Regions from separate parts of the Homo sapiens genome. Here all the other regions are linked to region 7. Evidence: chromatin loops called from intact Hi-C (ENCODE). Cell type or tissue: IMR-90. All regions are shown on one strand. Region 1 overlaps PIEZO2 (piezo type mechanosensitive ion channel component 2). Region 2 has its middle 5.5 kb from the start of PIEZO2. Region 3 overlaps PIEZO2 (piezo type mechanosensitive ion channel component 2). Region 4 has its middle 31 kb from the start of LINC01255. Region 5 overlaps PIEZO2 (piezo type mechanosensitive ion channel component 2). Region 6 has its middle 56 kb from the start of SLC35G4. Region 7 overlaps PIEZO2 (piezo type mechanosensitive ion channel component 2).

What was found. Hi-C counts contacts between places; a loop is a spot of excess contacts. Peaks named below come from ENCODE experiments on the same cell type or tissue, not always from the same donor. Only the 100,000 strongest peaks of a DNase experiment are listed, where the experiment ranks them.
Region 1: it touches region 7 in a loop (2.3-fold over the local background); 3 of 110 quality-filtered maps call a loop at or near these places.
Region 2: a loop joins it to region 7, with 4 times the contacts of the local background. A loop is called at or near these places in 25 of 110 quality-filtered maps.
Region 3: a loop joins it to region 7, with 4 times the contacts of the local background. A loop is called at or near these places in 87 of 110 quality-filtered maps.
Region 4: a loop joins it to region 7, with 2.9 times the contacts of the local background. A loop is called at or near these places in 2 of 110 quality-filtered maps.
Region 5: it touches region 7 in a loop (2.8-fold over the local background); 14 of 110 quality-filtered maps call a loop at or near these places.
Region 6: a loop joins it to region 7, with 7 times the contacts of the local background. A loop is called at or near these places in 4 of 110 quality-filtered maps.

What each region holds. Positions count from the first base shown.
Region 1 is chr18:10,927,393-10,931,392 of GRCh38, reverse strand. The region is part of intron 3 of PIEZO2 (piezo type mechanosensitive ion channel component 2); the gene reads left to right. Among named protein-coding and RNA genes, the nearest start is that of MIR6788, 170 kb to the right of the region's middle. RefSeq lists enhancers at 2,026-2,115, 2,126-2,235. In IMR-90, no CTCF peak of the experiment used is centred here; DNase peaks (open chromatin) are centred at 2,282 and 3,872; H3K27ac peaks cover 1,739 bases.
Region 2 is chr18:11,153,033-11,157,032 of GRCh38, reverse strand. No RefSeq gene overlaps it. Among named protein-coding and RNA genes, the nearest start is that of PIEZO2, 5.5 kb to the right of the region's middle. In IMR-90, a CTCF peak has its summit at 2,450 (motif pointing right); a DNase peak (open chromatin) is centred at 2,472.
Region 3 is chr18:10,850,409-10,854,408 of GRCh38, reverse strand. All of the region lies in intron 7 of PIEZO2 (piezo type mechanosensitive ion channel component 2), which reads left to right. Among named protein-coding and RNA genes, the nearest start is that of MIR6788, 93 kb to the right of the region's middle. In IMR-90, a CTCF peak has its summit at 2,466 (motif pointing left); a DNase peak (open chromatin) is centred at 2,448; H3K27ac peaks cover 173 bases.
Region 4 is chr18:11,517,272-11,521,271 of GRCh38, reverse strand. No RefSeq gene overlaps it. Among named protein-coding and RNA genes, the nearest start is that of LINC01255, 31 kb to the right of the region's middle. RefSeq lists an enhancer at 1,726-2,226. In IMR-90, a CTCF peak has its summit at 1,988 (motif pointing right); no DNase peak of the experiment used is centred here.
Region 5 is chr18:11,134,197-11,138,196 of GRCh38, reverse strand. All of the region lies in intron 1 of PIEZO2 (piezo type mechanosensitive ion channel component 2), which reads left to right. LOC124904249 (a long non-coding RNA gene) reads left to right here. Exons shown (of 2, transcript XR_007066288.1): 1 at 1-269; 2 at 378-1,198. Among named protein-coding and RNA genes, the nearest start is that of PIEZO2, 13 kb to the left of the region's middle. In IMR-90, no CTCF peak of the experiment used is centred here; a DNase peak (open chromatin) is centred at 1,726; H3K27ac peaks cover 668 bases.
Region 6 is chr18:11,551,559-11,555,558 of GRCh38, reverse strand. No RefSeq gene overlaps it. Among named protein-coding and RNA genes, the nearest start is that of SLC35G4, 56 kb to the left of the region's middle. In IMR-90, a CTCF peak has its summit at 2,037 (motif pointing right); a DNase peak (open chromatin) is centred at 2,058; H3K27me3 peaks cover 630 bases.
Region 7 is chr18:11,039,131-11,043,130 of GRCh38, reverse strand. The region is part of intron 2 of PIEZO2 (piezo type mechanosensitive ion channel component 2); the gene reads left to right. Among named protein-coding and RNA genes, the nearest start is that of PIEZO2, 110 kb to the left of the region's middle. In IMR-90, a CTCF peak has its summit at 2,118 (motif pointing right); DNase peaks (open chromatin) are centred at 640, 1,550 and 2,120; H3K27ac peaks cover 1,164 bases.

The DNA.
Region 1 (4,000 bases), 110 kb after region 7:
CCTGTCTCTACTAAAAATACAAAAAATTAGCTGGGCGTGGTGGCAGGCGCCTGTAGTCCCAGCTACTTGGGAGGCTGAGGCAGGAGAATGGTGTGAACCCAGGAGGCGGAGCTTACAGTGGGCAGAGATGGCGCCACTGCACTCCAGCCTGGGCGACAAACAGAGCGAGACTCCGTCTCAGAATAAATAAATAAATAAATACAATAAAATTATAAGTAGATATATATTTAGATAGCTGGATGACAGATAAATAGAGAAGAGAGAGAGTAGGAAGAATTATTCAGTTGAGATCTACACCTCAGACCCTACCAAATCATGAGTGACTTGCACCTAATACAGTTACATGTCAGAGTTCTTAATTTTATAATTGCAGTCTAGAATAGCAAATATAAAATTCTACCATTTAAAATAAGCTATTCTTTATTTATTTTAAAGTAAAAAGGCTTAGAAAAACCAAGGACAGCCTCTGTATGTCATACCATGGTGCTTTTAGACAAACAATAGGAGGTTACCTATAGAGACATCGGTTACCTACAGAGACATCAAAGACCTCTTTCTCTAAATTTAAGACACATTTGACTTTAAGACAGAATTTCAAAAAAATTTATCTTTAATAACTGCCTATGTCTTTGTTTTTGACAAGATGTTTTAGTTATTTTACTCTCTTCAAAGGATAGAGAGAAACTCATTAAGTAAATGTGACCAGATCATGTAGGTTTTATCCATGGTGTTGTAAACCAAAAAGTATCTGAAATAGGTCTCAATCAATTTAGAGGTTTGTTTTTGCCAAGGCTAAGGATCATGACCTATGACACAGCCTCAGGAGGTCCTGAGAACATGTGCCCAAACTGGTTAGGTTACAGCTTGATTTTATACATTTTAGGGGACAGAAGTTACAGGCAAAGACATAAATTAATACATATAAGGAGTACATTGGACAGCCCAGAAAGGGGGAACGTCTAAGTCATAGGTGGATTTAAAGATTTCCTGATTGGCAATTGGTTGAAAGGGTTAAGCTCTGCCTGAAGAGTTGAAATCAGCTTTAGTTAAGGTAAGAGGGTGGGAGTTGTGGAAGCCAAGTTCTTGTCATCCAGATGAAGTCTCCAGGTAGCTTGCTTCAGAGACAATAGATGCTAATGTCTTTTATGGGATCTTAAAGGGTGTCAGACTCTCCAAAGCGACCTAGTAAGGAAAGGAGATTTTCTAAAGAATGTAAATTTCCCCCACAAGAGACAGCTTTGCAGGGCCATTTCAAGATATGTGAAAGAAATATATTTCAAGGTAAAATACTTAGATGTACCTCAAGGCCTGCTGTCATGTGATGCTATACCAGTCAGGCTGGAATTTGGTATCTTATTGCCACAAAAAGTTTGTTCTGTCAGTCTTAGGATCTCTGTTTTAATGTTAATGCTGGTCCGTGGTGCCTCAACTCCAAAGGAAAGAGGGTATAATGAGGCATGTTGGACCCCACCTTCCTGTCATTGTCTGAACTGGTTTTTTAGGCTTCTTTGGGCCTCCTGGGCTGAGGGGCAGTCCATTCAGTCTCTTGGGGGCCTTAGAATTTTATTTTTGTTTACAGCACCATAAAGGAGGATCAGGAAATAATAACATATCTCCCACCACTCCTACTTTTATAAACCCAAGATCTCCCTCAGGTCAAGCATACACATTCTAACATTCCGTCCATCTGCTCTATTGTATCAAACTCCATTAAACACTGTAAAAGACTAAGTTATGGGAGAGGATAGCGGGATCTGTCCTGAGACCCGAGAGGTTGGTAGAGGCATTTTCCTCTCACAGTCTTGCCAATAACTTCTCAGCCCCTCAAAGGCTGTGGATGTGATTTTCTACTCCTTTTTTGAAATGGTCTCAACATGCAACTTTTGAAATGCAAAATTTTTGTTTACAGCAAGCAACTGGCAAAAGCATTTTGTTCAAACATTCCAATCTTACTTAAAGATATGGGAAAACATGTCTGAATCTGATCAAAATAATTCGGAGTTTCTTTGCGCTGGTCTGGAATTCATAGCATTATGAATTGCCTCAGTCACAACAGCATATGTGGGGTACCCATGCATGCAGCAGCATAACACCTTCATATGATGCGTGCACGTTTGCAGCTCGCTCACACTTTTAATTTCTTTTCTTGAGTTCTCCATTTCAGAAGGGCAGTGAGTTGAGGTGCTCCAGCTCATCACATAAACAAGAGTGTTTTCTATGGCTCTAATTCATATTGCAGCTGTGGTTAATGCTGTGAGTGTTTACATAAAGACTGATGCATGGATACCTTTACAACAGCAGCTGGGAGACCACAGTCAGCCAAAACCTCAGCAAAGTACCGTAAATCATTTTGAGTCAGCAGTGAGACAAACCAAAAAATCTTTTTTTCTCTCTCCTGTTAATGCATTTGAATTAAACCATTAAACAGGGATGAAGGTGAAGTGTTGTAAAAGTTTTGCACAAGTAGGACAGGGGAATGTTTGACTTTGGACACCGTGAGTAGACGTGCATTACTCTGCACCTTTCATCCCAAATGCTTTATAGGCTAGTTCCAAATGTTCCTCTTCTTTGAATTACTGCCTGGGAAGAGATGTCTTGGCCGGTAAAATAGGGGAGAAATGGATGCTCCAAGGAAGATGGCCACAAATCTCTCTAGGTCACTAATAAATAGGGGGAACTTTTGGCTATTATAATGTTAGATCCAGAAAAATCTGAATTTAATGCGTACTTGTGGAACAGGATGTGATGGCATGAAGGCCTGGGATCTGAATGGCTAAATCATTTGTTCCACATTTATAACATTTATTCATTTACAACAAAACTTTTGTGTTTATTTTATTTATAATATTTATGTGCCAGGCACTGTTTAAGAACTGGACTTTAAAAAAGGATGAAACTCTGGCTCCCTCCCCTCAAAAGGGAAGTGCAGAGTGCTTGGTGGAACAGGGAAATCACAGCACAAAAATAAAACAAATCAAGCGTGCCTGTCAGTGAGAGTCCTAAGCTGGCAAATGAGAGCAGTGAGTATCCAACAGCCCCTCTTTGCTTGGAGCGGCCATGCCTCTGTTTTGACTTTGGTAAGACTTCTGTCTGTTTGACAGGCTTGATGAAACGTTTTCTTAGATGACAGTGTACTCTGGAATCAGAGTCCATGGAGCTTCCTTTGATTTGAAGCCTTCAGGTTTTCCCTCATAGCTCCCCCGCTTTCCCTTACTGTAATATGGAAACTGATACTTATTCAAAGCCAGACTTCATTCTTTCTTTCCTAATGGCGTGTATGAGCCTTCACGTATTGCTTTCTTGTGAGATCACAGCTGCAAGGCTGCCCTATGAGTGGGGCGTCACCACACCAGTGTATGGTATTGTTATTAAGGAAGGGTATGCTTGTGAAATTTTGAATCTTCCTTAGTCTAAATACATTAATCCACGTCTAAGTTCTTTGGGTTTGGTCTCCTGCCCTCTTTCTACACATTTTATTCCCCTAAAAATGCAGTTTTTATATCTCCAATTTGACCTAAAGCAAATAGAGTATAAAATAAAATAAAGCGAGCCTGCTATAGTTATCAACCCCAGAAAAGCTTACGAGTTGTAGACAGCACTAGTCTGGCTTGCTTTGAGCTGGACTACTGAAAAACCACAGAGAGAGGAAAATTCTGTAGTTTGTCTAAGAACGCTTTACCTTTCATTTTAGGTACGATTAAATACCTCAAATTTGAAAACACTATATATATATAGACTTTTTAAAAGTCTGATATTTGCTGCATTCTTTAAATGTGTATTGATTGCTTTTCAACTGGTTCAAATTTAAAACTAAGGGATTCTGCGCTGTGCCAAGAGATTAGTCAGACATTCTTTTGTGTAAATGTAATGTTCACAATATTTATCAGTAAAAAGCATGAATCTGAAGAAAAGGCTTGGCTGTCACAGAACTGTTACATCAGCTCCTCTCCGATGGCCTGGGGGAGCCAAGGCGTCCCCCACCCACGGCCTGCGCTGCAAC
Region 2 (4,000 bases), 110 kb before region 7:
TAAATTATGCTAATAATTTAAATGATTTTGACTTTTACTCACTTAGAACATTAAATGGCCATATAAAGTGCTATGGCAATTTGAGAGAGAGAGGCCGTAGAAGAAAGGGAAAACCTTTATATTTAAGGATTCTGAGTAGCACTTTTTTTTCTGCCTTTTGAACAAGGAGCCCACATTTTCATTTTGCACTGCAGCTCACAAATTTTGTAGCTGGCCCTAGACTCATCTGAGGTGGGAGAGCAGTTATCTGACAGAATCTCAAAGAGTTGTCACTGTTTTGAGACGCATAACATCAGAAACTTGAATTTTGGAAAAGACATTTTATACAACAGGGGTTCATTCACCTTTAATTTTATAGCATGTTTTCTTTTTTAAAATGCTTGCTTTTCTCAGCTGTGTTAACAGAATACAAGAAAATGCATTTTTTCCTTCATCAGAAAGAGAGAAGGAACCCCATGCCAGTAATAATCCAGGCAAGGGGACACAGGGACCCCCATCTCGCTGAGGGATTTTGATTCCAGAGGTTTTGCTTCTCACTTGACGGGAAGCACACTGTTGTCTTCTGCTTATTTTAGTAAGGGGACTGTGATGGTTAATACTGAGTGTCAACTTGATTGGACTGAAGGATGCAAAGTATTGTTCCTGGGTGTGTCTGTGAGAGTGTTCCCAAAGGAGAGTAACATTTGAGTCAGTGGACTGGGAGAGGCAGACCCGCCCTCAATCTGGGTGGGCACCATCTAATCAGCTGCCAGCACGGGTAGAATAAAAGCAGGCAGAGGAACGTGGAAAGGCTAGACTGGCTTGGTCTCCTTGCCTATATCTTTCTCCTGTGCCGGATGCTTCCTGCCCTAGAACATCGGACTCCAAGTTCTTCAGCTTTGGGACTCTTGGACCTTCAAACACAGACTGAAGACTGCACTGTCGGCTTCCCTGCTTTTGAGCTTTTGGGACTCGGACTGGCTTTCTTGCTCATCAGCTTGCAGACAGCCTATTGTGGGACCTCACCTTGTGATTGTGTGAGTCAACATTCCTTAATAAACTCCGCTTCATATATACATCTATCCTATTTTTTCTGTCCCTCTAGAGAACCGTAATACAGGGGCCATGTACTCACATCCCAATATGAACAAGCAAAACTCTTGTCTGAAGGACCTGAAAGAATCTTAGATGAACCCATGATGTTTATCTTGTCACTGGGCAAGCCAGAGAAAGTGTCACACTGACCTACGGAGAAAAGCTTTTCAGTCAGGAAGTTCACCCTCAAGGTCTGCTTTCCTGTTTCAGGAGTGTGGCTAAGCATTTGCTCATGCCCGCCAATGCCCTCCATTTACAGAGGAGTAAGTGGATCACAGGAATGTGCTCTTGGCCCGAGGAATTGCATCTCACTGGCTACAGTATTGCTGCAGGCCCAGAAGGCATCTACACATTTGCTCTGCCTGTACAAAGATTTAAAAGAAAGCAGATTGAGCACACAAAAACCCCAAAGTGGGAAAACCCACAAAACCCAGAAAGGTCAAGCAATTTATTTAGCAACATTTCAGCAAGAGGTTGCCAGAACTGAAATGTCCCAAGTCTCTTGACTTCCTGCCAGTGCACTTTGAGTCTCCCATCTGAGAAGCGAACAGCAGCATGAAGACAGGACACTAAAGACAGCGAACTCCAGGTTTCCTGTGTGACAGTCCTTATTCCTGTGATCTATGACTGCCTATGTCGGTTGTTTTGCTTGTACTTAAGTGTTTACTACTGTTTCAATTTAATGGAAAATAGAGAAGCCCATAAATTGGAAACCATATGACCTGGCAAACGGTTTAAGCTGTGTGGGACGTCCAGTTGATGGAATATGGAAATTTCCTGTGAACTGCTCTTAAATCCTTTAACACATAGTACTCTCTGCTGCCTCTGGGATGTCATCTGTTCTTTCTGCCTGGGAACATTATTCCTTCTCTTCTCACCTAGGTAACTCCTTTATTCAGTCAACAAATATTATGCCGTCTGTACTATGGGCCCCATGCTCTTTTAGGTCCTGGGGATACAGCCATGAACAACAAAGTCCCTGCCCACTTGGAGCTTACATTCTGGTGAATCTACACTCACCCTTCAAGATGTGACATACATCTCCTTCTCAAGGGATCTGTCCTCCTGTGCCTCCCCCAGAGGAGGTTGGGTTTACCATTTATACTCTCCCCTAAGGCCCAATACTTCTTCAGAGTTCTTTGCAGGCATGTATTATTTTCTTCATTATTTATACATAGTTGGTTAATGTCTGTCTTTCATTGCTGGATGGTGACCTTATGAAGGCAGTGGCTATGCTGGTTCTGCCCACTGCTGTATTTCTGAGCCCATCAGCCTGCAACATGGGCTATAATCAATGTTTGTTTGTTGATTGTGGCTAATTGCATGCTTTCTGCTAGAAGTACTTGTATTTTTTCAATATACTTCTAGCCAAAAGGTGGCACTGCAGGAGAATAAGTGAACAAAGCTTCAAACTAGTTAACTGTAATCATTGGATGGGATCCAATTAGTTATAGGCTAGTGTTAGAACTAGAAATAGCTTATTTCAAAACTTGTACACACGCATATCCATACACATATTCGAAATCTCAATAAAACCAATGAATGAAAGTCACCTAAGCTTATTAAGAATATTAACATTTCTATGACCATTGCAGAGATCCAGATGCAGTTACAAACACAGCTAGAATCCAAATTATGATTCATTAACTAATAAATATCTATTTAGGACATGGACAAGTTGAATTTTTTTATCTCAGTGGTTACAAGTAAAGAAAAAAAACCTGTAATTTTTTTTGGTTAGTAACTTGCTTTGACTTACTACAATTTCATTGCAAAATTATCCTCCAAATTCCAGCTCCCTTCCATAAGTCTTCTTATAGCATGATAAGCCTTTCTGAAAAAATGATATTACAACCAGCAGCCTCTTCAAAGGCTTCAGCAACAAATACACAGACAGCAGATAGACAACTGCTAGATAAAAATCTGCTCACAATGTTGGCTGTAAATAATGAATGGTGGTTTCCATGTTTTAGCATTGGCCACCTGGGTGCCTGTGGTGCCCAAGGCAAGTCACCAACTTCAGCAGAGCATCCTCCCCACAAATCGGAATCTCTTCCTTTATGTGTTTACCTCCAAAAACCAAATACAAGTTTACATGGTCCTTTTATTTTTATATGAGATATATCTGATGTGGTTATGGGTGAGTGTGTATATGTGTGTGTGAGATTGTGTGCACATGCCTCTGTGTGTGTGTGTAATGGAAGTGTGTAAGTAGAATATGATTCACTTGGAAACAATATTTTGCTTTATATTCTGCTTTATAGATGAAATTTTATCCATGTCCTCATATCCTCCAATCTAGTTGGAAAGATAAGGCCCATAGACATGTCGGTTAGCTGCGTTTTCAAGGTTTTTGAACTACAGATACAAATCAGCAGTGTGCTTCAGATTCGGCATCCATATTACAATTCACAAACTGCAGTTAAGGCTACAGTATACATTTTACGTAGGCTTAGCAGGAAGATTCCACCAAAGGGCCAGATGTCAGAGACAGTGAATTTCACTGTGCGTTGCTCTGATGAGGGATAACTTCTTTAGCAGAAGTATGAGCAGACCATGTCTCCTGCACATTATTAGAAGTTGTCTAGGTCTTTGGAATTTGGAGACTTCGAAAATACTTCTGCTGTAAACATTAAATTGATAGCTTTTTAAAAATGTACAACCTCAGCATATATTAGCAAAAAGAAGAAAGCCATTCAGCTTCCAAGTTTTCTTAAGAATAAGAGCCAAAATCTCTGTGGCTTCTAACAAAAATAACTTCCAAATAAATATTGTGCCTTATGACACAATGATAATTATAAATGAGAACTAGAAATATATATATATTTAAATTTTTTAGTTAACATATATGTAAGAAAAACACATGTGACCAATGCTAGAAGATATTCTCCTTAATTAAGTTGGTAAGAGGTACCACATTCTCCAC
Region 3 (4,000 bases), 190 kb after region 7:
AAAGGTCGTGGTGGTTGCACAATGACAAAGTAGAACCTTGTTGGTGCTTGCTAATTGCAAAGAAAAAAAATAACATCTTTCCAAAGGTGTGATCAATATCTTGAGGAATTGATTGAAGTCAACATGATCAAAACTGAGATAGCTTAACATTTCACACCTCTCAGTGTGATGCAACAGATGAGCTATACAGCATCATATGGTTAAGACTTTTGACCTAACCTCCCATTTACAGAAAATATAAAGGCTAGGAAACAGTTTAAATAGCTCCACAAGAAAAACAATCAAAAGAATTCAAAATGTGGATTCTGCAAGGCAAATGAATGGGTCTTTAAAAAAAAAATCAGCATGGAAAAGAGGCCTGCATAGAGAGTGGAGGCAGCAACTGTCTAGTTCAGAGGAGCACAGTAGATACTTAAACCTGTGTGAAGCACAGCTGTAGATCAGATCCTGGTTCAACAACAAATTCTTAAAACTTTTTTGGGGTTAAATTGGAGAAATTTCAATGTTCACTGGATATTGGACTATAGAATTATTGCTGATTTCTTAGGTGTATGATGGTTTTGTGGGTAGACAGAAAAATGCCATTATTTTAGGAGATACATGGTGAGTTATTTAGATAAGCTGTGCCTTGATGTCTGCAACTTAAAAATGGCTTAACAACCAACATAATAGATTGATAGATACATACATACATAGGAATAGTTAACAGAGAGAAGACAAATCAAATTATTTAAACTAGGTGATCAGTATAGGGTTATCCACTGTCCTATTTGAACTTTTCTTTGCATGAGGAAAGGTTCATAATTGACAGTTCCAGAAAAAAGAAAGGGGACAGAAATGGTAATGTTAGCAGTGAAACACATCTGAGTCTCGCAGCACCAAAGTATGTTACTGACAGCGAATTCCCATGGATCTGCTGCAATTTCAATTTTTGCTTCCTTAGAAAAATGAATTCTACTGAGGTGCATAAGGCAGGAGAGACTGAGGCAAGTTTTGGAGCAGGAATGAGTGACAATGTATTAAAAAGCTTTAGAGCAGGAATGAAAGGAAGTGAAGTACACTTGGAAGTGGGCTAAGCAGGCGACTTGAGATCAAGTGCACGGTTTGACCTTTGACTGGGGTTTTATACATTGGCTTGATTCCGGGGTCTTGGGCCCCTTTTCCCCTGATTCTTCCCTGGGGGTGGGCTGTCTGCATGCACAGTGGCCTGCCAGCCCTTGGGAGGGGCTGCATGTAGTCTGTTTACTGGAGTTGTGCGCATGCTCACTTGAAGTGCTCTTCGCTCACTTGAAGTGCTCTTCCCTCACCGAATGCTCCTACAAGGTCATGTACCAGTTAAACTCCGCCATTTTACCTCTTACTGCACATGCTTGAGCCCACTCACCCAACTCCTGAAGTCTTATCGGGAAACTGTTGATCACCAGTTTTGTTTTTTTTCTGTATATTGGGAGACTGCCTTCCCAAGCCCCCAGCTGCAACCAATTACTATTTTAGAGAAACAGTGTAAAAACCTCCTGACTATCACCTTATGGTCTCCTGACGTTCCCGGTTGGTGGGTGGGGGGTGCCCTCTCCTGCCCCACTCATGCCTGACCACTTACCTCTGTAACAGTAGAAGAGGGTGTGAGTGTTAGGTGAAGACGGTGCCAGAATTCTCTCTGCTGTGCCTCTGGATGGTAATGTAGTGCTTTTTGTCTTCTTGTTGAGAAATGAGGAACCTGCAATTTAAAAGAACATGAATATTATTACCATACCAGCAATACAGGTTTGCATCCTTTCAAGACATCATAATGTGGTTTTAATGTGATCGTAAATTATAAAGACAGAATGTGTGAGAGGGCCCAGTGGCCTTGCTTTGATTGATTTATGTGTAAAATTTGGCCGTGGTAAAACTAGTTGTGGCTGACTGTGTCTATACAGTGCTAACAAAAAGAGAGAGAGAGAGGGCACATGCTATAGAGAGCTATTCAGTCAAATCCTTTAAGACCACTTAAATTCAGTTAAAATAAGTAAAAGTTGGTGCTGGACACAAGCATCCACACCCACACACACACACACCCATCCACACACACACATTCCCACCTTATTCTAAATCCAGTTGGCTCAGTTGATTGTATTAGCCTGGCAACTGGAGAAGTGAAATTCAGTCTAATAAGAAAAGAATTTTGTATAGACACAGTAAAACTGGGGAGCCTCTTTAATAGTGCATATTCACATAATATTTACTCCAGGCAGAAGTGAATAAAAGCTAAATTTCAGTGCAGACATTATTTCTAGACTAAATTAATGCTTTTAGTTTCCTTTAAACGTTTAATTTTTAGTTTGTTGAACACATATAGCAAAAAGTTTTGTACTGCTGAAAGAACTGCCTTTTAGAGGATGACTTAATTGAAAATGTAAATATCCTCTGTAGGGCAGAAGTTTTTTGGTTTTTGGTTTATTCTTTCTACTGGCTTAAGGATCTTTTATGCCATCTAGCGGCTGAGGGTAGAAAATACAAAGAATATTCAGAACCACCTCGAAAATACTAGATCAGGCAAACTTTCTCTGTAAAGCTTAGTAAATAGTTAAGGCTTTGAGAACCATATGCTCTTTGTCACAGTTCTTTCAAGAAGTCATTATAATGTGAAATCAGCTGGGCACCATGTAAAATGATCATGGCTGTATTTCAGTAAAACTACAAATACAAATTTGCATTTCATATTCCTTTTACATTTAATGAAAATTTTTTTAAATTTTTCCCCAACCATTTAAAAATGTAAAAATCATTATTAGCTCATACATGGCACCAAAACAAGCACTGAACTACACTTGGCGCAGGGGCTATAATTTATCATCTTATGGTAAAGATATTAACAGTTCTAATAGTGTAATAACATCATATTTGCTCTTCATTTGAATTGTCATAAAAGTAAAATTATAATTTATTACAGACATTTCGGTACATCATCCCCTTAACAGTTTAAAAGGTCTGTTATTATAATCTCATAGAGTAAGACATTGGAAGTTAAGTTGCTTATCAGGGAATAGAAAATGTGAGCTAAACAATGCAGTATGTAAAGTTCCTTGTTGTAGATTTCCTCCCCATTAACTTGCCGATAACAGGACATTACATTTTATTCCTTTAAAACATGGAAATTAGCATATTTAAACCATAGCTTTATCCTAGGGCATAATTTCAGTGTATTGTTATTAACCCCAAACTCTGAGTTGGAAGAAAACAAACTGCAGACTGGCAAAAAAAAAAAAAAAAAGATAAAAGAAAAAAAGAAAAGAAAAGAAAAAGAGAAAGAAGGAAACAAACATAGAAATAAAGAAAATCACCATGGGTGGGTGTTTATCACAAATTTCATAACCACGGAGACTCCAGCCCTTCTGTCTCACTTCCTGGATAGATAAAGCTGCCCTTAAAACAGTCCAAGCAATTTTTATCTTCTGGTAAAAAAGCTTTCAAATGTGCTCTCTGGTGAGAATTAACCTTATTTTTAGAAATATTGAATTGATATTTTTTGTCACACTGTTATACTAAACACATGTTTTTTGGTCATTTGGAAAAATAAAATAATAAGAAAAAACACTTTAAAATGTAATCCTTATTCCCAGAAATAAATACTATTGCTTTTTAGCCAAATTTTTTTCAGAATCTTTCTTATGTCTATAGGTACTTTTTACAAACAAATTTTGAATCATATTGCACATACTATTTTATAATTTGCTGTATTTATGCAAACTGTGTATTTTCCTATGTTATAAAATGTTCTAAAATGTAATTTTCATAGAGTGCAAAGTGATTGTGTAGCTATATTAGAATTTAGTCAACCCCTGAGTTTTAACCACGTAGATGATTTCTCATTTTTGTTCTCATGAATAAGGCTGCAACAAGTGCCCACATTACTTCTAAATCTAAACAAAACTTAATGATGAGCAAGTTGCAACCCCACATTCTCGCAGCTGTGAAAGAGCCTTTGCAGGGCTGTGGGGGTGCTTGCTTCTGCTGGAGG
Region 4 (4,000 bases), 480 kb before region 7:
ACACACTCATGTGGTGTGAAGGGGGGTCACTGTTACACTGTAATGAGGCATAAAAGTGAAGGTCACTGGTACACCTTAATGAGTGTGAAGGTATCACTGGTACACACTGATGGGTATGAAGGTGAAAGTCACTGGTACACACTAAGTGTGAAGGTCACTGTATACACTGATAGATGTGAAGGTCACTGGTACACACTGATGGGTGTGAAGGTCACTGGTATGCACTGACAGGCTGCAGAGATGAAGGTCACTGATACACATTGATTGACCTATGAGTACAACTTTCAGAGCCTCAGACAATAATAGCCCCACTGGAAAGAATTGAACCTGGACAAGTAATATATGAAAGAAATAAAAAGAGCAACATGTTTCATTTCTAGGGCCCATGATCACAGATAGTTTTTCTTTGCTTGTTTATCACGTAGACCTTTTCCATAGTAGGAGAAGCCATTTCCACTTAGAAGCACGAAAGCACCAAGCAGGAGAGTACCCACCCCAAGAATCGGGACTCCAGCCTGGTGATTCATCATGCCTGAGCCAGGAGTTCCCCTCGGATAACGCTGTGGTTTGGAATCAGACTGGGTTTAAGGAGAAGTCTTGTCAATACTAAATAGGCATGTCGAGAGATCAGTATGCAAACTCTCCTTTTTCCTATTCCAGCTTTGCATAAGGTGAGAGCAGTGACATTAATTCATTTTAAAGCACATAAATATACAGTTGTGTTTTGTGTTGTCCACACATATTCTTGCCTTACTGCATATTTTGTACATATGAACACTGGTTTTAAAGAGGTAAAACATGGTTTTTGACCTCAAGTTCTGTTGGAAATGGTACATAGATAAAGGTTAGCAAATAAAGACAGCTTCTCCTCTTTCTAATATATAATCTTACTATTTTCTGAAAATTACAGTTGATTAAAATTTAAAATTTTATCTCCCCTTTCTCTCTTATCTGGTGGAATTTTAGGGTGCACATTGCATACAGTTTAAAAATTTTTTAGAATGGTTGAAAACAATCTCTTTTTTTTTAAAGAGAAAAAATTGCATTGCTGGCTGGTGTTTTTAAAAGTTGTATATAGGCCGGATGCGGTGGCTCACATCTGTAATCCCTGCACTTTGGGAGTCCAAGGCGGGAGGATCATGAGGTTGGGAGATCGAGACCATCCTGGCCAACGTGGTGAAACCCCGTCTCTACTAATATACAAAACATTAGCCAGGGGTGGTGACGTGTGCCTGTAATCCTAGCTACTTAGGAGGCTGAGGCAGGGGATGGCTTGAACCCGAGAAGTTGAGGTTCTAGTTAGCCAAGATTATGCCACTGCACTCCAGCCTGGTGACAGAGCAGGACTCCATCTCAAAAATAAAAGTTGTGTATATTAAATAAAAATTAAAAAATAAATCAGAGCTTAAACAGGTTTAAATTTTAAATAAATAAATTACAGCATACCATGAATATAAGAGTCTGAATGGGAGGTCTAAAATTATTTTACATTAAAAACTGAATTTACCTTCCTGGAAGAAAAAAACATTTCTAGGGCTATTTTATGGTAAAGTAGTTTCAGAACTGGTTGGAAGGAAATAGGGGATTTGCCAAAATGAAAGGCATTTTTTAATTGCTGAAAACATGCTCCGTTGCTACCAAGATTTGAGGCGATTTGAGCCCCTTTGAAATTTGGTTTTGTTTTCACAGAGACACTTTTATGCATCTGCAAATTAAGTGTCATTAAAAAAATATTCTGTTGGCCAATGGGTAGACGACCTGCCCTGCCCCATGGCCACCCGGGAAGGGTCTGTAGTCATGTGGTGTTTTTTTCAAGGTCTCGTCGGTGGAGTTGTCCTTTCATTGATCTTCTTATTTATATATTTTCAGCAAAACTGTGTGTGCATTTTCAGAAGTGTGGGTTTGGGGAGATAAACGCATAGCTTTCATATTCTGAATGGGATGTACAACTCCCCCAGTGTTAAGGACAGAATTGGCTGCCATAAATTGCCACTAGAGGGCACGCATCCGCCAACAGAGGTGCAAGAACCTGCCCCCAAGGGCCCAGCAATGCAAGGACACCCAAAGCCGGCTTCGCATAGCAGAGCCCAAACCCACTACCCTCGCTCTCACCTCGCAGCTCCGCAGAATCTGTTCTTTCTCAATGCTCTGCCATCTCCTGCCATCCAAAGGTCCTCGCCTATCCTGACCCCATCCTGTGCCCCTGGAGGTCCCGTCAGCTCCATGCCTCCTGTGCGACAGCCGTGATCCTTCCTGTGCTCCCATGCCTGTTTTCTCCAGCGCACCTGGCACTGGGGCAGAGGCAGCCTCTCCAGCCAAGAGCTCCAGACGCCCGTTGGAGATCCCCACACGTGGAAGGCGTGTTTTGGTAGAAAATGAAGCATTCACCCTTCGCTATTAAGCACAGCAGAAAGATGCTGCCAGGCTCTGAAAATTCACATGAAAGCCTTTAAAAAAACTGAGCTCCTTTTATGAGAATGAAACTCACCTCTTTTAGGCATTGATGGTTTGATCCATAATTAATTAGGGGACTTGTATCTTGCTCCAGAAAAAACATAAGTGGCCAGATGTCAGTGTGCTGTTCCTGAAAAGTTAGCATATATGCAGGTGCTCCTTTTAATACAGAAGAATTGGGAGTTGTAGTGTCAGTGCTAGGCAGAGAGTAGAACAGCATGCAGAGAAACTTCTGCCTGGCCTCTGTGTCCCTTCACTGAGGTGGTCAAGCTCTTTAGTTCTGGTTCTCCCATGGGCTGGACAAACCCAGTGTTCCAGGCCAAGTCCAAGCAGATACCGAAGATCAGCTCGTGGCCTCTGAAAGTTTCTTAGTGTCAGTCGCTGAGATGCTTTCCCTGGGAGCCAGAGGCTCCCTCCTCTCCAAACTTTGAATTTAAAATTATTGGCTCCCTAAGGACCCCCACCCAAAGTATGGCTGCAGTTGCCTGTTGATGAGTCAGACTCTGTCATTGTTGGGTAGATGAGATAAAGAAGCTCATTTCTTTTGCCTTTCCCATTGATGCTGGGCACCCCATGGCCCTACTGTGTCTGCACCTGTGAGGGCGGCCACGTGAGTCTGCTCATGCAGGGACTGCCACACCCACAGCCTCCAAAGCCCTCAGCACCTTTTGCTGGATTCTCATTTTATATCAAGCCATGGGCATCGAGTAGGTCCCCCACAGTACAGTCCTGTTCCTTTGCTGAGTGGGTCAGAAGAAACCAGCCACCTTCCAAGCAACATGATGACAATTTGGAATTCTTCCAAAACACTGTGCCTGGGCTGCTTTCGTTCTGAGAGGGAGCGCCTCATCCATCTGGTGAAACATGGGCAGAGGCTGTGAGCGGGGGAATGCTGTGATAGGGTGGAAGCCTACCAGTCCTGCTCTTAGCCTGTAGTCTAGAGTTGGCAGGCCTCTGTAAAGGGTCAGATAGTAAATGTCTTAAGCTTAGCAGTCTCTGCCACAATAATTCAACTCTAGCAATGTAGCATGGAAGTGGCCATGGGTGATATGCAAATGTAAGGATAGTGTGTATGTTATGGTAAAACTTTATTTATAAAAATAGGTGGCAGACCCATTGGGCCGTAGCTCTAAGCCACTCTAATGGGAGATTAACTCTACAGAAAAATGGCCAATAAAGCAACCTTCTCACAATAAAGACTCAGAGCCAGGAATAAAAGAGACAGACATCTGTTTTTAACTCTCTTAAATCCTTATGTGGGCTCTTGTCACCCCTAAAAGCCTCTGAAGTCCTAATAGATTGCTGAATGAGATGTCTTATGCAGACAGCCTTCTCCCAGGGCAGGAAAACATAGTCACCATCTGGCACAGACCAGAGCCCATGCCTCATGCACATCTGTAGATGCTCAGATTTTGTCTATTAGGGTGAGCCTGTGGGGAGCGGGATTCTTCATACAACAGGCTGTTTTCCCCATAGAATATTTGCAAGAGAGACACTTTTTTCCCCTCCCTCCTTAACTGCATTGCAAAATGTATGTTCCATGGAA
Region 5 (4,000 bases), 95 kb before region 7:
GACTATAACACACAGGAACACTGAAGAAATATTTACCAATTGACTAAAACATTCACTGACTAATTTTTGTTTTGAACATCTCAGAAGTCTGAAAATAGAGTTAGGTCTAGTTTCCTATAGCGATTGGTTTTTAAGTCTTTGAATATAAAATTTATAACAGCCTAATATATACTCTGTGACTTTCATAAATGTGAATTGTATCAGGATGGCAATTAACACCTTTTACTTGCTTTGCAGGGAACAGAGAAGGAAAAACCCATTTGACAATGGTAAAACTTAAGTCACATCCTTGAAATGCATATTATTTTTAAAAATGTTTTTAGCTCTCCTGGAACCACACAAATCGATCTGTTTTCTCTTGCGGTCAAACCCTCTAGGGCAGCAGTTTGGCCACAGGTGCAGAAAAGGAAGAAGGATGAAGACCCTTAGCAAGCTGGTAATCTTGAACTGAAGCACCACGGAAGTGAATTAGAGAGATGGGCAGAGTTGGGCCGTCCCTGCTCCTGCCATCTCCCTCCTGCTGCTTTCCCTGGACTGTCCCTGCCGGGCAGCACTGCCTTTGGCATTGCTGCAGGTACACGGACCCCTGCTAGGGAACCTAGGCAGCATGCAGGTTGGAAAGGGCCCAGGTTTGAAGGTCTAACGAACAAATCTGGATCCTGTTCATAACGAGCTATGCGACTTTGCCAAGTTACAGAAACTCTCTGTTTTTCAATTACATCATCTCTAGAATGAGGTGTTCAAGGCTAAGAAATATTTTCACAATTCTCAGGGTAATATTTCTGCACATGCCTTTTTTAATATTAAAAGGTATGGCCATAAATCACTGCTTTTTAACCTACGGGCCGGAATTTTTATATCTAAATCGCTCTGGCCTCCTTAATAACCATCGTATGTACATACACTTAGGACTTGCCCTCAAAGAAAGGTTAGGAACTGCTAAGAACAATAATTTTTTTTTACCATGTTAGAGATGTGGTTCAGGATTTTACAAAACAGTTGATTATGAAGGAGAGACATTCTAGTTTAGGCTTTGAGCTTCTAATATTTCGATGATCCTCCCTCACCTGCTCCTAATACAGAATCATGGAGACTGTGCACACCAGTGATGGGAATAGCATGAACAAGATGTGTGAGCATGTTTAGATTCGAATTGGCTTTCTGTATCTGCAGAAATAAAGGAGCTTCATCACCCATAGCTTATTACTAGACATGCCTTTAAAGAAAACCAAGCTACATTATAGTTATTAATTGAAGCTAAACAATCGTATAAGAACACAGGATGATATAAACAAGATTTGAGTCAGAAAAAGATACTGAGTAAAATACTGAATGTAATCAGTTGCAGTATTACATTGACATTGTAGACTATGAGATCTCAGATAATTCTATTATCCATAAAAGGAAAGGGTAGGCTGCACAAACACCTCAGGTGTGTGTAGGTCAGAGACTCACACTGGGGCTCCCTACGCAGGTGTTGCTGTCATGGCTCCAGCATTAGCTGTGGGGGTGTGAGCTTCCTGTTCTTCAACCCCCTCTCCTTCCTCTCATCAAACTAAACACTGGTTTCCAAACTAAATATTTTTCAAACTAAATATTAGAGCTTGCTCATGCTTAGTTAATCCTGACTCGTGTTGGCCTTGGGGCCCAAAATCAGTCTAGCTGGTAAGCAAGGAAATGTTGTTAGCTGGAGCCAGGCTTGCATTGCAGGCCAGACAAGGCTGCTATAGCACACAGCCTCTGGCAATCCATCCTCAGTCACAAGAGAAGATGAAAGGTCAGATTACAAGGCAGTGAGAAGAGGGATCCTCATAAAATGGGCTTTGTTTCTTGTGAGCCAGTGTTTTCTAGAAGGCTCCAGCTCCTAGGATTTTTCACTAACAACCACAAACCTCTTAGCAATAACTTTCAAAGCATGATCAGTTTTGCTGCAAAGCATCATCGTGGTTGCCATTGCATCACCTTAGAGCCACACTGCATTTCTGACCCAGTGCCGGATGCCCCCGCCTCATTCACTGGACTCCACTTATCACTATTTTGAGCTGTTTTCAAACGTTAAAGTCACTGTCAAAGTGCAACAATTTCCCACCATGTAAGTTATTTTAAAAGATGTGACACAGTCCCTAAAGCATTTCTTAAATTGGGTATCAAAATTTTTTGAGCAAATTATCTTTAGAGTAAGGATGTATCCTTCCAAACTTATTACTTAGGAGAAAACAAATGTCAGATATTATCTTATCCTTATGACACCAGTTGGTTATCTATTCCAGTAGATCCATACTCAAGATTTGCAAATGGAATCTAGTTCTGGGATCTATGTTGATAATGCAGTGCTAATCTCCCAAGGAAGGAGAAGTATCCCAGTCAAACAAACTCTTTTTAAAATACCTTTGCAGGCCTAGGTGGGCGGATCACGAGGTCAGGAGATTGAGACCATCCTGGCCAACATGGTGAAACCCTGTTTCTACTAAAAATACAAAAATTAGCTGGGCGTGATGGCACGCACATGTAGTCCCAGCAACTCTGTAGACTGAGGCATGAGTATTGCTTGAACCCGGGAGGCGGAGGTTACGGTGAGCCAAGATCACGCCATTGCACTCCAGCCTGGGCAACAGAGCTAGACTCCATCTAAATCAATCAATCAATCAATCAATCTGCAACGTGAACCAAACTGTAATGTTTTATAGCTTTGAATATGCATATAATGCATTTTCTTTAAAAGAGCATATTTGAAGTGTGGATTTAATAGCCCACTGGTGATTTTGTCTTTCAGTTGCTTTTTAAAATCATACTCTGATTTTACTCAATTTTTTCTGCACCCCTGCAGTGAGATCTTGTACATTCCCCACCAGAATCGTACAGTCATCCAAGATGTTTATTCACCCAGCTTCTCCTACCTTAAAATAGCCCTGGCGTTTGTTTTCTCTGAAGTCAAAGGAACTCATGTCTGAGTTTTTGTTGGTCCATATCTCGTTATCGCTTTGGACATTACTGCTTTCTAGGTTTCTGTTTTGGCTCTTGCCCAAAGAGAGGTTGAAAATTGTTTGAAATCTTATTGTGAAAGTCTCTAAATATTCCCATCTGTGTATTCCTCATCCCAATTCTTGGCACTTCATCTCTTAATAGAAACATAAGAAAAAAAATTTTTTTTTTTTTTTGCTTACTTAATTTCTTCTTTCCCCTTAACAATTACACAACACCGTGGGTGGGGTGGGGGGTCAATATTAGAGGGTTCAGAGCTTATCCATGGTGTCTGTAGTTCAGTGCTGATCCTCCTTGGGCACTGATTTTTGATTCTCCATTCTTCACCAAATCATGCTTTGTTCTTTCTTCTCATGTAGCACTTTGAATTTTGTGATGTAATTCCTATTGGGAAACATTTTTATTTATTTTATTTTATTTATTCAGTAATTTATGACAGTGAGATACTGAGTTTCATGATTAGGTCTTTTTGAGAAATGCTGGGCTAAAACATGGCAAGACTGTTCAGAGCTTAGTGTCTACTGCAAATGGTGAATTTCTAAGAGTTTAGTACAACGTGCAGTGTTTTCCAAACTTATCTGACCACAGAACCCCTATTTCTTACCCTTGGCACTAATGTCCTGGGAGCACACATTGAAAAATTCTAGACTTTTGGACTACCAGATAGAACAATAAAAAGAGTGTATTTTGGGATGAGGGCCTTTTTAGAAGACCAGAAATCTCACTTTTCAGGTGTGAGCATGAAGCCAGCGCTGATGGGTGGTCACTGTCACAGCCGTGAGAGGGAAGGACAATTGGGACTGCCTTTTTCTTACGTGTGCTTGTGGACTTTGGTTTGTACTCTTTATTTTAGAAAAACAAAGTGGCCAAAAAGAGAGAAACAGTCTTAGAAACTAGATATTCCAGCAGCTGTAGAATGCCAGAAAATAACCAGGCTACACACATTTGCAGGTGTAGCAGCAGCATAGTGGAAAACCAACAAGGGAGTTAAAGTAAGTCACACAGCATCCTGCATCCT
Region 6 (4,000 bases), 510 kb before region 7:
TTCATCATTCATGCAAAGAGACAAACATCTTATGACACATTTCTAAGAATGTATCTATGTTGTTCATTGATGACTGACTGTATGTGATCACATTTTATCAGCAATTGATGCAGACCCTAATCTGGACATAATGCAGTGCAACCATTCACTATTGCTAATGCAATAACATTCTTCAAAGCTGCATTGGATGAATTAAAACCAGAAATTGTAGATGCCTGCTACAGGAACTTATGGAGTGAAGCCATGAATGATTTTAAAAGCCTCTCTGGGGTCAGTGGAGAAGTTAGGAAAATCATTCGTGCAGCAAGACAGGTTGGTGGAGAAGGGTTGCTGACATGCTTGCTGAAGTGGCAGAAGATATTGAAGGACATCAAGAAGTGTTAACAAATGAGGATTTGGAAGAATTTGTTGAGTCGTCTGCAGAGAAAGATGAAGAAATGAAGCAGAACCAGCAATATGGACATAATCGAAGTGTGCTGAAGTGTTTCAAATTGCACAGACATTAAAGAACCAAATTATGGCATATCTTAGGATGGAATGCAGTGTTAAAATTACTCATATTCTCACTGAAGAATTATAATCTCTGCAGCAACACTTTGATGAATTGAAAATAAAGACACAACATCTGATTGCAATGTTCTTCCAGCAGGTCTTGGCAAAAAAAAAAAATAAATAAAATAACACAACAAAAAAACAAAAAAGAAAAACCCTTCAATTCTCCAGGATCCCCAAACATCAGCATCGTCTGCTCCTGACACCCAGCAAAAAATACGTTGTCATGGTGCGATGCTCTGGGGCCATGTGAAGCAGGTGATCCTCTCCCTGATGTATCATCAGGAGGGCAGTAGTAGCCTAACAATATGTCAAAATGTCTCCATTCGCCTCACTTCATGTCATCCCGTAGGCACCGTATCATCTCACATTACCACAGGAAGGGTGAGTGCAGAACAGTAAGATATTTTGAGAGAGAGAAAGGGAGGCCACAGTCACATGACTTTTATTACAGCCTATTGTCTTAATTGTTCTATTTTATTAGTAGTTATGGTTGTTAATCACGTATGGTGCCCAGTTTATAAATTAAACTGTATTTCTGGTATGTATATATGCATGTATAGTAAAAAAATATATAGCATATATAGTGTTGTGTACTATCTGCAGTATTAGGCATTCACTGGGGGTCTTGGAACTATTCCCTGCAGATAAGGAGGAACTACTATACACATTTGGAGAGATACATTTTCTTCCATAAATCCACAGAAAATCAAGATGCTCCTTGTTGAAATACCTTAAGGGCTCACAGGACATCAGTAAAGAACATACAGCCAGCTGCACGTCTTGGTGAGCCTATGGAGGGGGATATTCCCTACCTCCAAGCTGTCTGGCCCTTTGTCGGGGTGAGGGGGCAGATTTCTAAGGGCAACAAGGATTTCCTGGAGCTCCTAAATGCAAAGCTCATTTGCTTTTTATCACAAAATGTGGTCCAAAAAAACAGAGTTCTTATGGCATAAATGCTATTGTCCTAACCTCTTTGGAAGAAAAATCCATTTTTCAAAATACTACACAAAAGACATATCTAGAAAACCATTGTGAGGTTTTAGTTGCTGTAATTAAGAGCTTTCAAACTTTTGTGTAGAATGTCCTTTAAACCATTGAGCATCCCAAGTGTTTATGGTAAAAAGAATCTTACAGTTAAATGACATTGGTGCTGATATGGAAACACTGAAAATGGGTGCACTTTTGTGTATAAGTCGAATGCCCATTCAAGCCTGCAAAGGAAACACCTACTTTAAATATCCTCTCTTCTTCACACATGTTGTCATAACATAAATTGTGGTCAAGACCACGTCTCTCCACCCAACCCCATCAAACAAAAACAAAAGGTCTGCTCTTGAAAACCCTGCCCTCGTTGCTAAATCTCTATGTTAAATAAAGAGGGCGTAGAGCCATTTCTACCAGGTGCTGTGATGCATTTTTCAGTCCCTTTGCCCACCTGCTCCTCACGGCTCTTGTTGTGCAGTACCACATGTCTCCTGTAGATGGCTCTACCTTCCCATTATCTCCCTCTATCCAGAAGTGGCTGCAAGTCTTTAAGCTCCTATTAGTAGTTCTATTGGCGTTTGAATCAGGGACTATGAAATGTAGCTCCAAACCTCACTGACCTAAGTGATAGTGGATACTGTTTATGTAGAAAGGAAAGCCATGAAACATTGAAATAAGGGGAGGCTGGAAAGATCCACTTGGTGGGATGTCCTGAAGGGTGGCATGGTTTAGCCTCAGCAGAGACGCACCGAGGTGCACTAACTTTGGGTAAATCTGTAGAGTCTTTGAAGCATCACAAAGCATTTTAGTATTTTGAAAAGCTCTGATAAGTTCTGTAGAAAAAAACCTTGTTGATTTGCAAGCATTTTTTAGAGATTCTACATGCTAATTTTAACTATCAATATACATTTTTTTTTTGCCTTCTGCTTCTTGTGACTGTTCCTGTCAGAAACATTCTTCTTGGCTTCATCTAATACCTTTATACTATAAGTTTAGGGGTCAAAACTACAGTATGGTAGCCACCGCTGATTTTATATATAAAAATTTTTGGAACACAGCCACAGGCATTTGTTGACCTATCATCCCTGGGTGCCGCTTCTGTGCTACAAGGGTAGAGTCGAATGGTTGTGACACAGAAGGTGTGACTTGCAAAACCAAAAATATTTACTATCTGGCCCTGCAGGGCTGGGTGGGGTCAGGGGCAGCTCCGTGGTGTTCTGAGCGGCATTTAGCAGCAAGGTCTTCACTTTGGTGCTGTGAGGTCAAGAGGCGCGTGGCCCTGCAAGCTGCTTTGGGTGTCCTTCTCAGGCCCCTCAGAGTCGGAGTCGCTATCAGAGGAGCGGGTGAGAGCAGTGGGCACACGGGCTCCTTGTTCTCAGCATTGATGTCAGCACCAACCTTCAGAAGGAGGAAGGGGAGAGTCAGGGACCCCAGTCCAGCTGCCAGGTGCAGGGGTTTGTTTCCTGCAAAGGTGTGAGCATTCACGTTGGCCCAGAACTTGGTGACCAAATGGGTGACAAACCCCAGCTCCTCCATCTCTGTGGCTAGATGCAAGGCTGTTCAGCCCCCCTGCCACTCTGTGGCTTCCACTTCAGCCCCACTGTTCACCAGCAGATCCAGGCACTCAGGGCTTCAGGCTTGGACTGCCAGGTGTACTCTTGCGTCGCAAGAGTGGAAATGGGAAGAAAAGCATCAAAACCTAGTCCGTTGGAGTGTATGTTAAAGAATTTCAAGAAAGGTTTTGGTGGAGATTATGGAGTTCAACTGACCCCTGCAAAGATTGAAAACTCTTTGTGAATTAAAATGGCCTTCTTTTAATGTCGGGTGGCCAGCTGAAGGAACAATAGATAGGGAAGCAATTGGCCATGTGTTCAGGGTAGTAACCGGAGTTGGAGGACAGCCTGAGCACCCAGATCAGTTTCCATACATTGACTCCTGGTTAAACGTAGTCTAGACTCACCCCAAATGGCTTCAGCCCTGTCTGGTAACCTATTGTAAAGCCTTGGTGGTCCAGGCTGAGCCTAAGGCAGCTGAAAAATCAATTACGCTTAGAACCTCGGAAAAAAGAAAAGGCAACAGGAGAGTTAGGAAAAGCTGGTTCTACAAGCTCCTCCAGAGGATAGGGAATTTCCTCCCCCTTATGCTCTGATATATCCATCCTTCTTAGAGCTAAGACAAGGCATGGAGCAAATGGCCCTTGAGGAATCAGGCTCAGAGGAAAGTGAGTCTCAACCATCACCCCACAGGGGAGAATCCGAGCCTTTGCCTGTAAAAGTTAAGGAGGAAAAGCAAAGTGACGCAGTGGGCCACCTCCAGTCTGGCCACACCCGAGCCTTACAAATGCCCCTCCATGAGACTTGAGCACAAATTTATCATGATGAGCAAGGCCAGGTTCAAGTAGGGCAGCAGATTTTCATCTACCAGCCCTTCTCTGCCACAGACCTCCTAAATTGGAAACAAC
Region 7 (4,000 bases):
TGATCTACTCTACCAAGTGTTCATTTATACAGACATCATACGTTAACAACAAAACATACTAGAAATTTGATCAGGCTGGGATTATGGTTAGCCAATTAGACTTGTATCTGGAGTACCCCTCCTTTCTATGGCCAAACAATTTTTTTGGATAATATATTTTTGTCTTTAGAACCAAATTACTGATAAAACCAATAATTATCCTCAGATTCTTCTTTGAAGAAGTATTTTCTGTATCTCATTTAACCATAAATTTAATTCAACTTGGAAGGTTGATTAGCATCCCTGAATTATTTTATTAGCTTGAGTTACATACTGACATTTTACAATCTACTTAATGTGCTATGGATTTTATTTCTGGCATTTCTTTTCCTGCCCCCCAAAGGTGTATGACATCTGAGCAAATCTGAGACCAAGCATGCCCATCTGGTGACAATGACGATTGCCTTTCTAATGGGTAGCCTCCTCTCAGGCACTGAGATGCAGTAGCATGTAGGATGGAAAGAGTCCACATCTGTGGACAGGTCACCCTGTTCTCTAACCTCAGCTTTCCACCCTGCCTCCCACCACAGCGAGTCTAGCTCAGACAGCATTATCTCAGGGCATCATTGTTTTGCAGACAAGAAACCGACACTGGTCACTGGTGATGTTTATTCATTCACTGTTTTGATTGATGAAGTAGTCAAACTTCCTCTTCCCACACTAGCTATCTAAAATGTGGCCACACAAGGGTCAGAGAGGACTGTGTGTATGAAGTGCACATGGCCATCCCCAGCCTGCAGGCCTGCGTGGGTGGGGTGGGATCTGACCCTGTGTGACTGAGCTGTGACAGCTGCTCCTGGCTCCTCATAGCAGCCCTCCTCCTGAGACTGTGGGGACGAGGGCTAGATCTCAGATCCAGGGTCTGTCCTCTGAGAAGTCATCTTTACAGGCGGATTTCTTAGTGTTTTTCATTGGCAGAGGCAGGCTTTTCCTTGTGTGACCTCAATGAAAGTATATTTGATCATCCTTAGAGGAGATGACTAGAAGGTACTCCATATTGTCTCTCCCCAGAACACTGCTGAGAGGCAGCATTTTTACCAGAGAGATGATTTGGCCTTCAGCAAGTAATCTGAAATAGAAATGATGGATAGAAGACGCTAGCCAACCAGGAGCTCAGAGAAGATGGTCATCTAGACAGAGATACCTGGGGCATGGCAGTCATGGAGAAGAGTCACTGTCACTCTTTCTGCTCAGTCCTAGAGATAGTTTTCAATGCCACTGCATTTTGCCCTAAGTGGTAATATAGATACTGAATGAATGGATGTTACTCTGCTGGAGATTTCAATAAAGAGGTAGTAAGTAGGTTCCTTGTTGGGTTTTACTCAATTTTCCAAATTTGTATAGCATTTACATTCATTTACATTTTTATAAGTTGTCGTTAAGCAGCAATAGTTTGTATTTTTTTTACATTAAGAAGAACCATACAAATTGACATCGTAGAAAAATGATGAAAAAATGTAGTGTAAACACAAAAGACCACAGATGTGGAGAGATAATATGGTAAAATAAACAATGAGTAACATCATGATGTCCTTCAGTTCCAGCTATTTAGTATAAAAACCCACTGACCTTTACAAACAATGAAAGTGACTGTGTGGAGTACAGGATGGATTCTATAGGGCTGTTTTTGCTTTGAAATCATGCCTTTGTCTATTCATGAACTCGAGGCTGAACTTCCAAGGCCACTCTTTCCTCCAATCTGCACAGACTTTCACAGCTTCTGAGCTCGGTGTTTAATTTCTCTTTCTCTTTATCCTTAGGGCTCTTGATTAAATTTGGGAACTTGTGAATTATGTAGTCCCATCTACTTAGCAGCTGGAGGGCAGCTTCTCTGAACTTTGAATTTTGCATATTTTGCAGATATTAATACATGACTGTTTAGGGTTCCCTGGCAGATTATTCCAAAAACTTTTGGGCAGTGATGAGAACAGTTTAATTTGAAGACAAACCATTTCATAGTTCGGGTTTTAGAATTCGTCTTTTCTCCCACCTGCCTTGGACTGTCCGTTTTCAGAGGATGCCCTAACTTTCCAGGTTGTGTGCCTGGTCTCACCCAGAGAAAGGGTTCTGCTTCCACCAGAGGGAGCTGTTTTGTAGAAAACAGTTCAATGTGGCATTTCAAGGACTTTCGGACCATTCCCACTCACCCCATTTAATTGGCCTCATTCCTAATTTTTCTAGAAAAATTAAAATAATTTTAACTGATCTTTTATTTTAAGTGTTATTTGAGGTTTGAATTGTGAAAAAGTAAGAATGTTTTTCAGAAAGGAGACTAATGGAATCCAACTTCATGAAAATCAAATTTATTGGGAAGAAAAGTGGCACTAAGAACTGACTTAATGTGAAACCAAAATACACTTTTTTCGCCCACATTGAGGATAATTATGGGGACGAGGACCAAAAGATAGGAGGAATGATTTCAGAAAGAGACGTCTCTACTCTGGGTACAAATGCACCTAATATGCAGGTACATAGATCATATTAGAATATGTATTTTCTATATGAATGATACAATCCTGAAAATTACGTAACATTCACATTCCCAGCCAAGTACTTCTGTGCTATTGTTCAAAAACAGCAACAAAACATCCCCTTATGTAGCTAATTTAATTATACCACAGAATTGCTTTACTTATCAATAGTGAAGATGACAGTTAAAACCCTGATTATGTTCTGATCAATTTAGTCATTACCTCCTCAACCTTTATTGGATATTTTCTTAGTTAGGACTTAAGATATAAAGAAAAATAAATAAAATAATGTCTCTAAACTCAAGGAGTTCAAAATTTAATTCTGAGGTTATATTTAGAAACAGTGCTAAAGGAGTAAGCGTAAGGTGTCAATAATAATAATAGAAGAAATAGCTAAAATGTATTGTTCTAAAAGGGAAGAGAATGGACTTCTTCTGGACTTGTTGAAGAGCAACTACTGAAAATTCTGATTTTGGTTTGACATAGCTGATATGAAGCCTTTTTTTTTTTTCAGATGGTATTTAGCCAACAAGAACTCTATGATTTTTGAGGCTTTTCCTGAAAAGTTAAAGCAGGTTCATGTCATCTGTAGAGGTGTATATTTGACTTTCTGGACTACAGTTTATCCAAGGCTGTTCCAACTTGTATAGCTCTCATTTAAAAAGCAGAGTCTGTGTGTCTATACGGGGTGGGGAGGGTTGGAGAGGTTAATGCAGTTGTATTTCCTTTTCGTAAGAATGCATCAGGAAGCTAAATCCTTGAAGGGATCTTAAAATATCAAGTATTTTAGCTTATTTTGCTAGTTTTTAATTCTGAGAGTGGTGATGAAAAGGGGAAGAAATTTTGTGTGTGTGTGTGTGTGTGTGTGTGTGCCTATTTAAAATAGATTCAACTTAAGAAGTGAAGTTATATAGGTTAATAGGATGACATATATAATCATCCAATCAACCAATAAAGATATAGGATAATATATGTCATCCCATTGACCTATATAACCTCACTTCTTAAGTTGGATCTATTACATGTGGATCATATATATATGTTAGTTATATGACACATATAGTTATATATATGTCAGTTAGAGGAGAGTGAGAAAGGAGTATTCAGGATATTTGCTTGAATGTTTGACAGGAGAGCACCACTGTTCTGTGACGTAAAACCAGAAAATGGAGCATAATAAAAACATTCGCCAAAGCAGGCTAGTTTAAGAAGAAATCTGTTCAAACGATGTCTCTAATATCTTGGAGCCTGCAATAGCTTTTTTCCGCCCTTTCTGCCTATAGAATGTTCCATTTGTCTGTTTTTCCCCTTTCTGCCTACAGAATGTTCCATTTGTCTGCAAAATTAAAGTCAATGCATGTGTGTTATCTTCTGCAAAGAGTGTGCTGCTGTCACCCAATCGCTTGTTGAGCCCAGCATTGCGGGAGGGATTTTATGCATGCAGACCATGCTAATGAATTTCTATGTATTACTTTAAGCTATAGAGGTTG